Regions from separate parts of the Homo sapiens genome. Here region 1 is linked to region 2. A link is a contact called in ENCODE Hi-C or POLR2A ChIA-PET data. All regions are on one chromosome and are shown on one strand. Each heading gives the region's core, a stretch centred on a gene start or an enhancer-like site at or near the end of the contact. The rest is flanking DNA. Distances are from core to core; before and after follow the strand shown. Region 1 overlaps PCTP (phosphatidylcholine transfer protein). Region 2 has its middle 63 kb from the start of TMEM100.

Evidence for each region. Hi-C counts contacts between places; a loop is a spot of excess contacts on that map. ChIA-PET counts read pairs that join two places held with the same protein, here RNA polymerase II (POLR2A). Pooled maps may share reads with other maps.
Region 1: a loop to region 2 is called in a pooled map, with 2.5 times the contacts of the local background. The contact joins two enhancer-like sites. A Hi-C loop is called at or near these places in 13 of 168 maps with a recorded cell type or tissue (IMR-90, endothelial cell of umbilical vein, heart left ventricle and 5 more), 5 of 37 single-sample maps with no recorded cell type and 27 of 50 pooled maps. POLR2A ChIA-PET finds 5 or more read pairs at or near these places in 2 of 52 experiments (WTC11 and activated T-cell).

The regions. Positions count from the first base shown.
Region 1 is chr17:55,768,097-55,773,518 of GRCh38, forward strand. PCTP (phosphatidylcholine transfer protein) reads left to right here. Exons shown (of 6, transcript NM_021213.4): 3 at 3,010-3,089. Among named protein-coding and RNA genes, the nearest start is that of PCTP, 20 kb to the left of the region's middle. Within about 2 kb of position 1,680, at least 8 of the 41 ENCODE cell types and tissues checked have a DNase peak (open chromatin) inside an H3K27ac peak, as active enhancers do.
Region 2 is chr17:55,656,993-55,662,703 of GRCh38, forward strand. No RefSeq gene overlaps it. Among named protein-coding and RNA genes, the nearest start is that of TMEM100, 63 kb to the right of the region's middle. Within about 2 kb of position 3,744, at least 3 of the 41 ENCODE cell types and tissues checked have a DNase peak (open chromatin) inside an H3K27ac peak, as active enhancers do.

The sequences.
Region 1 (5,422 bases), core at 430-2,929, 110 kb after region 2:
AAAGTCTAATCTATTTTTATTTATTCTTGCCAGTAGAAAAAAATAAAATTAACTTCTACTACATAGTGCTTCCTATTAAATTTTGGCACAAAAGCATTTTAAATGTTGGACTGAAATGCACTTTTGCTATTGCTAGGACTTGCTCCTTACCTAGTTTTAGATCCTCTCCACAGTTTGCTCTTGGGGCTCCTTTGCTGCCACTTTTAAGTTGTGTGATCCTCCCATGTATCTAGGTTGTCATGAAAGGGGAGGAGGTGCGGTCCAAGTTTTGGTTTGAGAGTTGAATCAAAATTTTCCAAACAGAGAAGAATACATGTATGTGAGGAGGTAAGAGAGGGACAGGATGACTGGTTAAGAGCATTCTAGGCTCAGGGATCAGCATTAGTAAGGTCAGGAAAGCGTGAAGCAATATGTTCAATAGCCGCCAGCAGTTTGGTGTTGTTGGGTTGGTTGGAGTAAGAGAACCTATCCTAGGTCTTCGACTACTGTTAGTACTAGTTCTACTACTACTATTGTTAGTACTGCTAGTACTAGTAGAACTAGCTAATAGAACTAGTACTAGTAGTAGTCGAAGAGCTAGGGTAGGTTCTTCTACTACTAGGCGAACTAGGGCAGCTGTTGGGTCCAGATCCTCCAGGGCCTAGCATGGCGACCAGGCTATCGGTCTTAGATTTTTCCCTGTAAGTTATGTGTTATGAAAGACATCACACAGGGACTTCTCCTGCCACTTAGAGCTGGAGTAGCCTCTGCCAACCCAGTCATAGTGGAATGGAACTATGAAACTAGCCAAAGGCACATAAAGCCTTTAGTCAAGACTCTTGGTTGCAAGTAACAGAAAGCCAACTAAAGACAGTGTAAGAAGAGAAAAAGGAGTTTATTAGTTCATGGCATTGAAAAAAGTCCAGGGGTTTCTAACTTTGAGGACAGCTGCAACAGGGAACTTAAATAATTTCATCAGGATTGTTTCTTTCTCCATCTGTAGACTCTGTTTTCTTCTGTGTTGACCTAATTCCTAGGCAGATTCTTATGTCATGGCCAAGATGTCTGCCAGAAGATCCAGATTTATATTCTAACCATATGAATAACCCCAGAGGAAGGAGAATTCTACTTTTCTAGGGATGACAGCCAGATGCCAGGATTGGCTCTTGTCAGCTCAGCTTGGAGTTTGTGCTTATTTTCTGTGGACATTCATCATGGTTTTGGGCAACTTAGTGTTCTCAAATACTCTTCCTATTTAGGGGGCAGTGGGATGCTTACCTATCCAAGGGAACAGCCAGACACTGTCTGTCCAGGCCTCCCTTGCAGCCAAGATACAGTCATGTGACATAGACTCTGCCAATAAGACCCACATGTGGCTTCAATTTGGAAAAGAGCCATGTGAGGAAGCAGGCAGCATGGAAGATCCATTTTTCAGTGACCAGTGATGGCATCTGACTTTAGGGAAAACAACTGCTGAGTCTCTGATGTTTGCTCCCCAACATCAACAGCTTTCACTCTGGGTTCTCATCCAGTGGAAGCAGCAGTTAGGCTTTGCTGGAACAATCTTGAGGTTGGAAATCTCACTCTGGTCCATCCGAGAGCTTTACTAAATCACTTTTTGCTCTCAACTTGCTAGAGTGACTAACTACGACTCTGGACAGATCTGCCATCCCTGAATTCGTCACCATGGCCGTGTCTTGCTCATTTTCCCAGCCCTGAAATTACTGCAGAGTCAGTCTTGCGAAACCATGCAGCTGAGAAGTAGGGGAAGGGTGATGCCCTGAAGGAAAATTGAGATGCTCAAGGGGCGATCAATGCTGAGCATGTAAAAGCAACAGATGTCCACCTCTCCCTTTCTTTTAAGGACTCTCATCAGCCTCCTGTGACCTTAATGGGCTGGCACACTCCTTAATCTACAGTGTGCTTCTAATAGATTTTCTTTCAAAACCTAAATTATCCCTCCTTACCATCTCCTCCAGGGACTTTGGGCTCCTTTAACTGGAGGTAGAAAGAAGTTTACTGCACAGCACAGTCTGGGGACAGAGGGTGTGCATGCCATTAAATTTCTTTGCTATCTCCCTCCAAGAGTTGGCTGCTGTTTGCACATAATAGTAAGACGGAAGGATTATTAGGGAAATTTGGTCACCCTAGCTGTGGCATAGTGCAAAGAAACATGGGAGAGAAGAAAGAAACTTGGGGTAAGCCATAGTTCTGCTGATCTCTAACTATTCAAGAAGGACGTTGCTCATTCTGGAACCTTCATATCCGACCTATGAATGTGCTAGACTGGGTGACTCCGTTCCAGGTTAGCTGTAATGGATCAAGGAATCCTAAAGGGGAATTAAAGGGCTCAGAAGCAAAACTATTGGTACTCTAGTGACATCTGGTGGTTATCCTGAATTTAAAACCTCTGACTATTTTTTTGATGTCTGATTTTGTTTCATTGCATTCTATCAAGAATATTGATTATGCTATAGAATGGCCAAGATTTGTTGGCTTCTTTTATTTGTGCTGTGTTTTTCTATCCACTAGACTCTGTCCCTGGGCAATAAGCTTTCAGTGGAAATTAATCGGTTTGACTTTTTTCTAGAATTTTATACCTTATGAGTTAGTGGTTTATCATAACCTAAGAGGTCATCTTTTTTTTTTTTTTTCTTGAGACATGGTGTCATTCTGTCACCCAGGCTGGAGTGCAGTGGTGCAATCATGGCTTGGCTCACTGCAGCCTTGACCTGCTAGGCTTGGATGATCCTCCTACCTCAGCCTCCAGAGTAGCTGGGACTACAGACATGCACCACCATACCTGGCTGATTTTTTTGCTTTTTTTTTTTTTTATATATAGAGATGGGGTTTCACCATATTTCCCAGGCTGGTCTTGAACTCCTGGACTTGAGCAATTGACTCACCTTGGCCTCAAAAAGTGCTGGGATTACAGGCATGAGCCACCATGCTTGGCCTAAGAGGTCATACCCTTATTAGTTGTAGCTAAAAAGGCTTCCAGATGCATTAACTTCTTTTGCTTTCCTTTAGAACTCTATGAACAAGAATGCAACGGAGAGACTGTGGTCTACTGGGAAGTGAAGTACCCTTTTCCCATGTCCAACAGAGACGTATCCTTTCCACAAGGTACTCATTCCCTGGCCCTCTAAGTGTTTCTGTGTTCCTCAGCTGCAGTCTATTGCAGAGAGGTAGAGCTGGTTTCTCAGCAGGCACAGATAACATTGTCTCTGATTCTTGCAGCAGCATTTGCTAAAGATATTGCTTCTTGTATGGTGTTTGGAGAGCTCAGAGTGTGATTTCTGGGCCCAACCACATGAAGTGTCTGTAATTTTGGTCACTGGAGAGCAGCTCTTACTTTCCTAAGAAGTTTCCTAGGCCTTGAAATTGTCAGGCCACAGAATTGGGGATCTGGAAGGAACTTCTTATAAAAAGTGCTTGTTACAGCTCCCTCAGTCTACAGAAGGAAAAAGGGCTCCCAAAGAGGTGATAGGACAGAGGCACATAGGTGGTTAGTGGCAGAGCAGGTGCTGGAACTCAGGCCTCTGCATTTCCAGCTCTCTCCGCCTCCCCCATCTCAGTAGACCCCACAGAAATCCCTCCTTGATTGTTGGCTCTGGACACTGACTGTAAGCTTCTTCCCCTCAATGTCCTTGTTTATGAAATGAAGCAGTTGAATGAAATGTAGGGAGGCTTGGCTGGCACTGTAAGGTCTTCAGAAGCCCCCTTAGGACTAAGCTGGGGGGCTAGGATGGAATTTTGGGGGTGGGTAGGATGGAAGTAGGATGACTCCTAGGTAAGATTTTGACTCCTTCACCATGCTCTTCAATCCCAGCAGCGGAGTGTTTTACAGGTTCAATTTCCATGTAAGATCCTTTTAGCAAAGGGTCTCTTGGAGTCAAAAAAAAGTTTGGAAGCCACTGAATTAGATGAACTGCCAACACTTCAAAGGTGTTCTGCCAAATTTTAATCACTATATCAAGATAATTCTTCCTCCGTGGAGTATCAGATGATATCTATCACATGAGCTGAGAAAGTTGGGGGAGAGAGTGGAACAATATTTGCTAAAAGGAAAAAGTAAAAGGTGTAGGAGAAAGGAACCCAGTGACAAATCAACATCTCTTTCCTGAAACATTTAAGAACTTTACTTATTAGTGTATAAGAGCATGGAGCAATAGACTGTCCAATGTGAGGGTGGGGCAACAGGGGGCGCTGTCAAGACACTGAGGTGGGACTGAACGCGGGTGGCTCACGCCTGTAATCCCAACACTTTGGGAGTCCAAAGTGGGCAGATCACTTGATGTCAGAGTTCGAGATCAGCCTGGCCAACATGGAGAAACCCTGTCTCTATTAAAAATACAAAAAAATTTAGCTGGGTGTGGTGGGCGCCTGCAATCCCAGCTACTCCGGAGGCTGAGGTGGGAGGATCACTTGAACCCAGGAGGTGGAGGTTGCAGTGAGCCGAGATCGTGACACTCTACTCCAGTCTGGGTGAGACTCTGTCTCAAAAAAAAAAAAAAAAAAGACACTGAGGTGGGTGGAGGCTGAGACGGCTGCCATGTTATAGTAAGTGTAATTGTGTTGTGCGTAGTGACTTTTTGATTATTTTAGGTTTTTGATTCCTTTGAGTGGGAAACCCAAAATTCTGTTTTATGAAAGTGTAACTAACAAACTAAATATCTGAGCTCCATCCAACTATGAAATTCTAAGTAGGTTTTGGAGCCAGATCTGGGATAAAAATTCATGTTTCATCACTTCAGCTGGGATGTGGGATTTTTGGCAAGGTTCTTTTCCTCTCTGAGCCTCACTTTTGTCATCTGTAGTATGGGGATACTCATACCAAACTCACAGGGTCTTTGTAAGGATCCAAATTTAAGCTGTATGTCAAGTGCATGATGTTACATGATAAAGGCTCGATAAGTAGTGATTCCTGTTGTTTCATAGACTTTCATTATCCTCCCTAGAATAGTGCCGTAAACTTAAGGGTTCTTCTGTCAAGGCTGATGGACATGAAATGGTTTTGTTATTCTTGGTAAACTAGTGTTAGCCCAGAGAGGACATCTGCCTACGAAATATTCATGTAGTCCCATGTCTTCCTATGGTCATCAGCTGTAACATTGCTTGACCATTTACTATGCATAAAGGTCAGTAATTAGAGCATTGGGTGAGGCCAGAACAAAGAGGAATGACACCATTGTCTGTCGAGTGCTTACTCTGCCCAGGTCTTTCTCTAATGCCCCCACCAAGCCTGTCTGCAAGGCAGTGTTACTCCCTTTCCTACATAGGGAATCTGAGTCTCAGCAAGGCTGAGTAGCTTACCTAGGACCACACAGCTGTTAAGTGACCATTCCTCTGTCATCTCCCAGTGCCTTCTTGGAGAAAGGAAATGTGGTTTCCTCACATAATTAAAAGCATGAAGGGATCACTCACAGGTAAGTAATACATG
Region 2 (5,711 bases), core at 2,494-4,993:
GCATGCCCTCATTTTTTTTTCTTCAAATTCCTTGAAGTCGTGACATGCCTCTGACAATTGTTTTTCTTTTAGCTACTGTACTTTGGATTGTTGGCCCCTCCTCTGAGGCTACAGTAAGGCTTATGCTGGCCATTGCAAAAGGATTTTCACTCAACCCACAATTGTCTGCCTATCTTTATCCTCTCCTTCCTCAGCCATTTCCTGGGAGATGCCTTGACGCTGGGAAAAACGTATGAATTTTGTCATCCTGCTTAATACTTCTTCTTGGCATTTTGGTGGCACTCCCAGAACATCCCTCAAGAACAGAGACTTCCTGTTAACAGGCTCCTCTGTCTGTTGGCCAACTGTGTAACCTTGGGCAAATTTTTAATCTTTCTGTGCTTCAGTTTTCTCATGAGTAAAGTGGGGAGGATAATAGCATCTACCTCATAGAGTTATTTTGAGGATTAAATAGATTAATACAGATAAAGCATACCTGACTCATAATAAGTACTATATGAGGATAAGATTAAAAAGAAACAACAACAAATACTCTCACTGGCTGGTAAGGGTGCTCATTCTTCCATGCTGTTTGACCAGCCATTAGATGACATATACATATGTGTGTGTGTGTGTATGTGTGTGTGTATGTATACATGTAGATATACATATACGTATGGATATATGTCACTATTCAGTGCTGTAACATACACATCTTATGTATATGTATGCTGTAATGTATACATATATATGTTTAAAATTGAAATATAATTGCAGACAAACTCTGCCGTAAGGTATCAAAGCTTAATTAGGGAAGCAGTAAACAGTAAGATGTCATCGAATTTGTTCTTCAGGTTTTATCATGAGTTACAATATGCTTCAAACATCAAGTAAGAACCAACATCTGCTTCTTGGTCTTTCTCATCCCTAGGGGCAGCAGCGTTTGCCTCAGTCTTATGATTGAATAATGAATTGATTAACGAACAGCAGAACCAGTGTTTCCGCTCTTTTGTTGTGTCTCCTATTATTCTGTTAGAAATCAAGGTACCATTGGTTATAATGATAATAGAGAGAGTAATTTTGGTTTTCTTCAATGCCTGCTCCATGCTTGATCTTGTACCAAGCACTTCTCAGCACTTTACACAATAAAATTGTAACCTCTTACTTCCTGCACCTTCCTCAAACTAGGAAACTTCACTTCTTCAGAAAGAACATACCTTCCACAGATCATCAATGAGCATTGAGGACTACATTGTAGATTTGTAGGAGATGCAGGACAGAGTCTATTTTCCATGCGACACAGCAAAATATTTAATAGAAATCCCCTTTTAGATATTTCTGCTCCCTTCTCTCCAAATTCTCTCTTCCCAGTGGTACTTAGATTCTCCTTTCCCTCAATTTCTGTCCTATGATCTGAAGGAATTAAGTTCACTGAAAACTTGCACACCCCTTTCAGCAAATAAAGCCCCAAAAGTAAGTGGAGCCATCTTCCATAGAATGAAGTAGGGTCGCTTAATTGCCAGTTGGACATAGTCCTCTAACCCTTAAACCAATGATCAAAGTTTCTTTCCAGTGACTTAGAATCCTCTCCCTAAAAGGAATCCTGATGCTAAGAAAAGTAACATTGTTTTCCATACATTTACATACTGGTTAGCAATTGTTTTGAGCACTTACAATGTGCTAACTCCCATGTCTTGAACTTTACACCCATTATCATTTATGCTCAATAGCTCTATGTTACCCAACTTTCTTGGAATCAGGTGATGCTTGCTAAACTACCAGGTGGGACACAGTAGAGAGGGGGCTAAATAGGAGCAGGAGGAGAGAGGGAAAGGGAAGCTAGAGCACACTGGTTCGAAGTATGAGTCCGAAACTAGACTGCAGGGTCTCAAATCCCAGCTCTGTCATTTCTTGCTTGTGGGGCCTGCTTGAGTAAACCTTTGTAGAGGTAAATGTTTACCATTGTAAACCTCAGTTTTTTTCTCTTATTCAAATGGAGATCATAATTGTACCTATATCATAGAACTGAGATGACAATTAAATGAGATAGTATTTATCGGGTGCTTAGCCCAATGCTTGGCACTGAGTATGAGGTGTTCAACAAATTATTTGTTATTCTTCTTCTTATTATTACTATCCATAGCAGCCTCACGCTGGTCATGTTGATAATTCATTCTTCTATCTGTAGCACTGCTTTTTTTCTTCCTTTGAGATGGATTCTCACTTCTGTTGCCCAAGCTGGAGTGCAGTGGCATGATCTCGGCTCACTACAACCTCCACCTCCCCGGTTCAGGCGATTCTCTTGCCTCAGCCTCCTGAGTGGCTGGGACTACAGGCATGCACCACCATACCTGGCTAATTTTTGTATTTTTAATAGAAACAGGGTCTCACCATGTTGGCCAGGCTGGTCTCGAACTCCTGACCTCAGGCAATCCACCCTCCTTGGCCTCCCACAGTGCTGGGATTACAGGCGTGAGCCACTGCGCCTGGCCTGTACCACTGCTCTTTCATCTAAAATGAAAGGGAGAGGGGCACGGTGGCATGAGCCTATAGTCCCAGATACTTGTGAGGGTGAGGTAGGAGGATCACTTACACCCAGAAATTCAAGGTTACGATGAACTATGATCACGCCACTGCACAACAGCTTGGGCAACAGAGCAAACGCCATCTCTAAAAAAATTTGTTTTAAAGGGAGAGGGAATAATAATGCTTTGCTCTTCCCATGTATTCAAATAAAAACTTGAGGCAAATTAAATTCAGCAGAATTTAACTGAGCAAAGAACTATTCACAAATTGGGCAAACCTCAGAGCCAGAAGAGGTTCAGAGAGTTCCCCTTTACAACATGGGCGGACAGCATTTATGAAAATGGAAGTGAGGCATAGAAACAGCTTGATTGGTTATAGCTTGGTGTTTGCCCTATTTGAATAAGGTCTGATCAGTGATGGATTGGAGCTTAGCTGCTGTGATGGGCCAAGACTCAGCTATTTGTTACAAAAGTATACTCCTAAAGTCGGCTTTCAGTTAGTTTCTGTACTAAGTTAGGTTGCAGTTGTTACATAAGGAATCAAAGTATAGAGTCATTCTCAGGCCAAATTTGGTTCAATTCAACACAAGCAACAAGAAATTCAGGAATGATAAGTATAAACATACCTTGGAAAATTCATAAAGAACCACACAAATATTAAGGAATACCATTCTCAATAGAGCATTACTGGAATAGAATTAAGAACTGCACTAGGTCCATGTGATTCAGAGTAGAAGTTTTCATTTAATTCCTAAGTCAATTTATCAAGTAAAGCAATTCAACACATCTCCTCTCCCCAGAGACCAATCCATAACTGTCATTTGACACATTTACAGCCCACTTCCTTCAGAGAAAATGCTTATTGAATGTTGTACAATAAACCATTTCCTAGTCTTGGTGCTGAACAACAGTGACCCACAGGCCCCTTCTCTGTTTCAATGAGCTAAATGCTGGTGGTTTTTTTTTTTCCCCCACAGCCTAACCAACCCAGCTTCCCACGAAATTCCAAATGGATTAACTCTTTCTGCTCAAGGGGGCTCAAATGCTGAGCTAGCTGAAGTGTATTCATTCTAAAACTGGAAACAGAACAGGATAAAATAGACCATTTGAGTTTTCCTTAGAGCTTGGCTCTTCTTTGCTGTTTCAAAATCTCTGACTCACCATTTGTACTGAACAAAAATGACCAGGACTCCAGAGGATAAAAGTACATCCACACTTTACAGCCACGGTATCTCTGCCCTGCCAGGGTTCAAGGTTCAGGTTTTACCTAAAGGCCTCAAGGACTTGATACCTGTGATTCCTGGACTACTCTCTTAGGTAGACCTTTTAACAAACTCCACCTTGGTGCTTCTTGTTAGTTAGGCTGGTCTTGCTGACTCTGTGAATCTGGAGTCTCGCTTTTGACACCAGGGAACCTGCCTGTTCCTCACTGCCTTGTCTGCTTTAGAGCACTGGTCAGTAAGTGACAAGCTAGCTTTTGACACCAGGGAACCTGCCTGTTCCTCCCTGCCTTGTCTGCTTTAGAGCATTGGTCAGTAAGCGACAAGTCATAGGTTTGATTGCTGATGCAGAGATTTGAAAGTTGTGGCTGCATGGGCAAGTCAGCTTAACCTCTTTGAGTCTCTATGTCTTTTTATTTTTTAATCTGCAGAGCGGGGTTTCATGAGTTTCTCCATATGGATGTTATGATAATTAAATGAAATAATGAATACAGAAGTTGCTTTTACAACAACTGGTATATGAGATGGTCTCAAGCAATATTAGTTAAAGTTGGGTGTTTATCTGTGCCTCCAATATCTGCCTCCTTATAGTTTCCATATCCTCCAGATGCTTCTAGTGCCGACCTCAGCTGCCTTGCCCTTCTTTCATTGTTATTTTTATCCCTTCAAGTGCACACACTGACCTTTGCATTTGATGCCTGGAAAATAATTTGTCTCAACATTCTAAGTCTATGTCAATTAAAATAAATTTAATGCATTTCTCAAAGCCTCCACATTCATTTCTACTGGAAAAATCCAAATGCAAATGAGACATCTGGTTCTCATGTACAGATGGTCTGTGCATTATTTGCATCTTTGTCAAATCAAGCTAATGTGAAACCTCATGTCATATGGTCTGCATGTCCTCTGTTTCTTTGCTAGGGATTATATATGATGAAAAAATATGACCAAGATATGATGAAAATATTTTCTGAAGTCACACTAATTTGTGTTTTGCTGTAAGTCAAATCACTTGATTGTTCTGATAAAATATTTGTCGAGTTTTCCCATGTCTGTGGCACTGTTTTTGATTCTGTGGGAAATTCAAGAAAACCATGCTGTAGACTCTGCTCAGGAGGGTAACATCAGAAGCCCTGCCATTTCATAGAGAAAGCATAGGATTATGCATTGCAAATCCTAGGACTGGCTTTTGTCATTGGAGTCAAGTTTTCCAAACTCTAGGTCTGATGATTAATTTAAAATCAATTAAAATTGAGTAAAGATTTTCCACATGTATACTATTACTACTAGTAGTATATGGTCTATGATGAACAAGCTTCAGTCCTTGCCCTTTAAGAGTTTTCAGTTTGATCGAGAGAGGCAGAAAAGTAACTGGATAATTGTAATACAGTGGGATTAGTGCAAACGTCATTCCTATAAGAAGGCATTGAAAGCATGCACTTGCACACACATACGAGAGCTAGGGTGGATTTTAGTCCCAGCTCAAATGCCAGCTTCCTCCTCTCAACTCCCCCAGCATTTTATCTGAACGTCCATGATGGCCCTGTTCCATTTTTGCATCCTCCGCAAGTATTTGTAGAATGAATGAACAATTTCCTTACCTTTTCCAAACACAGGAAGCTGGTATCTATAGCTGAATAGTTACTGCTCGATATCTGATCCTGCATACTATTAGGCAAGCTGCTAGGGTAGTGATAAAGTCCCTTGGAACCTCACCCCTGAGAACTTATATCTTTGCGTGACCCTGAAAAGGGTGGGAATTCAATGAAATGAGTAAATTATCAAAAACAAACAAGAAGAACCAAACTCTGGAATTTTAAACACGGATGACCTTGCCTCACATAATGCTGAGGGTCATATGAAAGCCCACTTTGGCCAAAGCATCTTCCCAAAAATCCACCCAAGAACACCCTCCTTCCTTCCCTTCACCCATGGTCCCCATACTCCTCAGTTTGCTTCTCCAGCCCCTGTGTTTACTCTGGTTTCT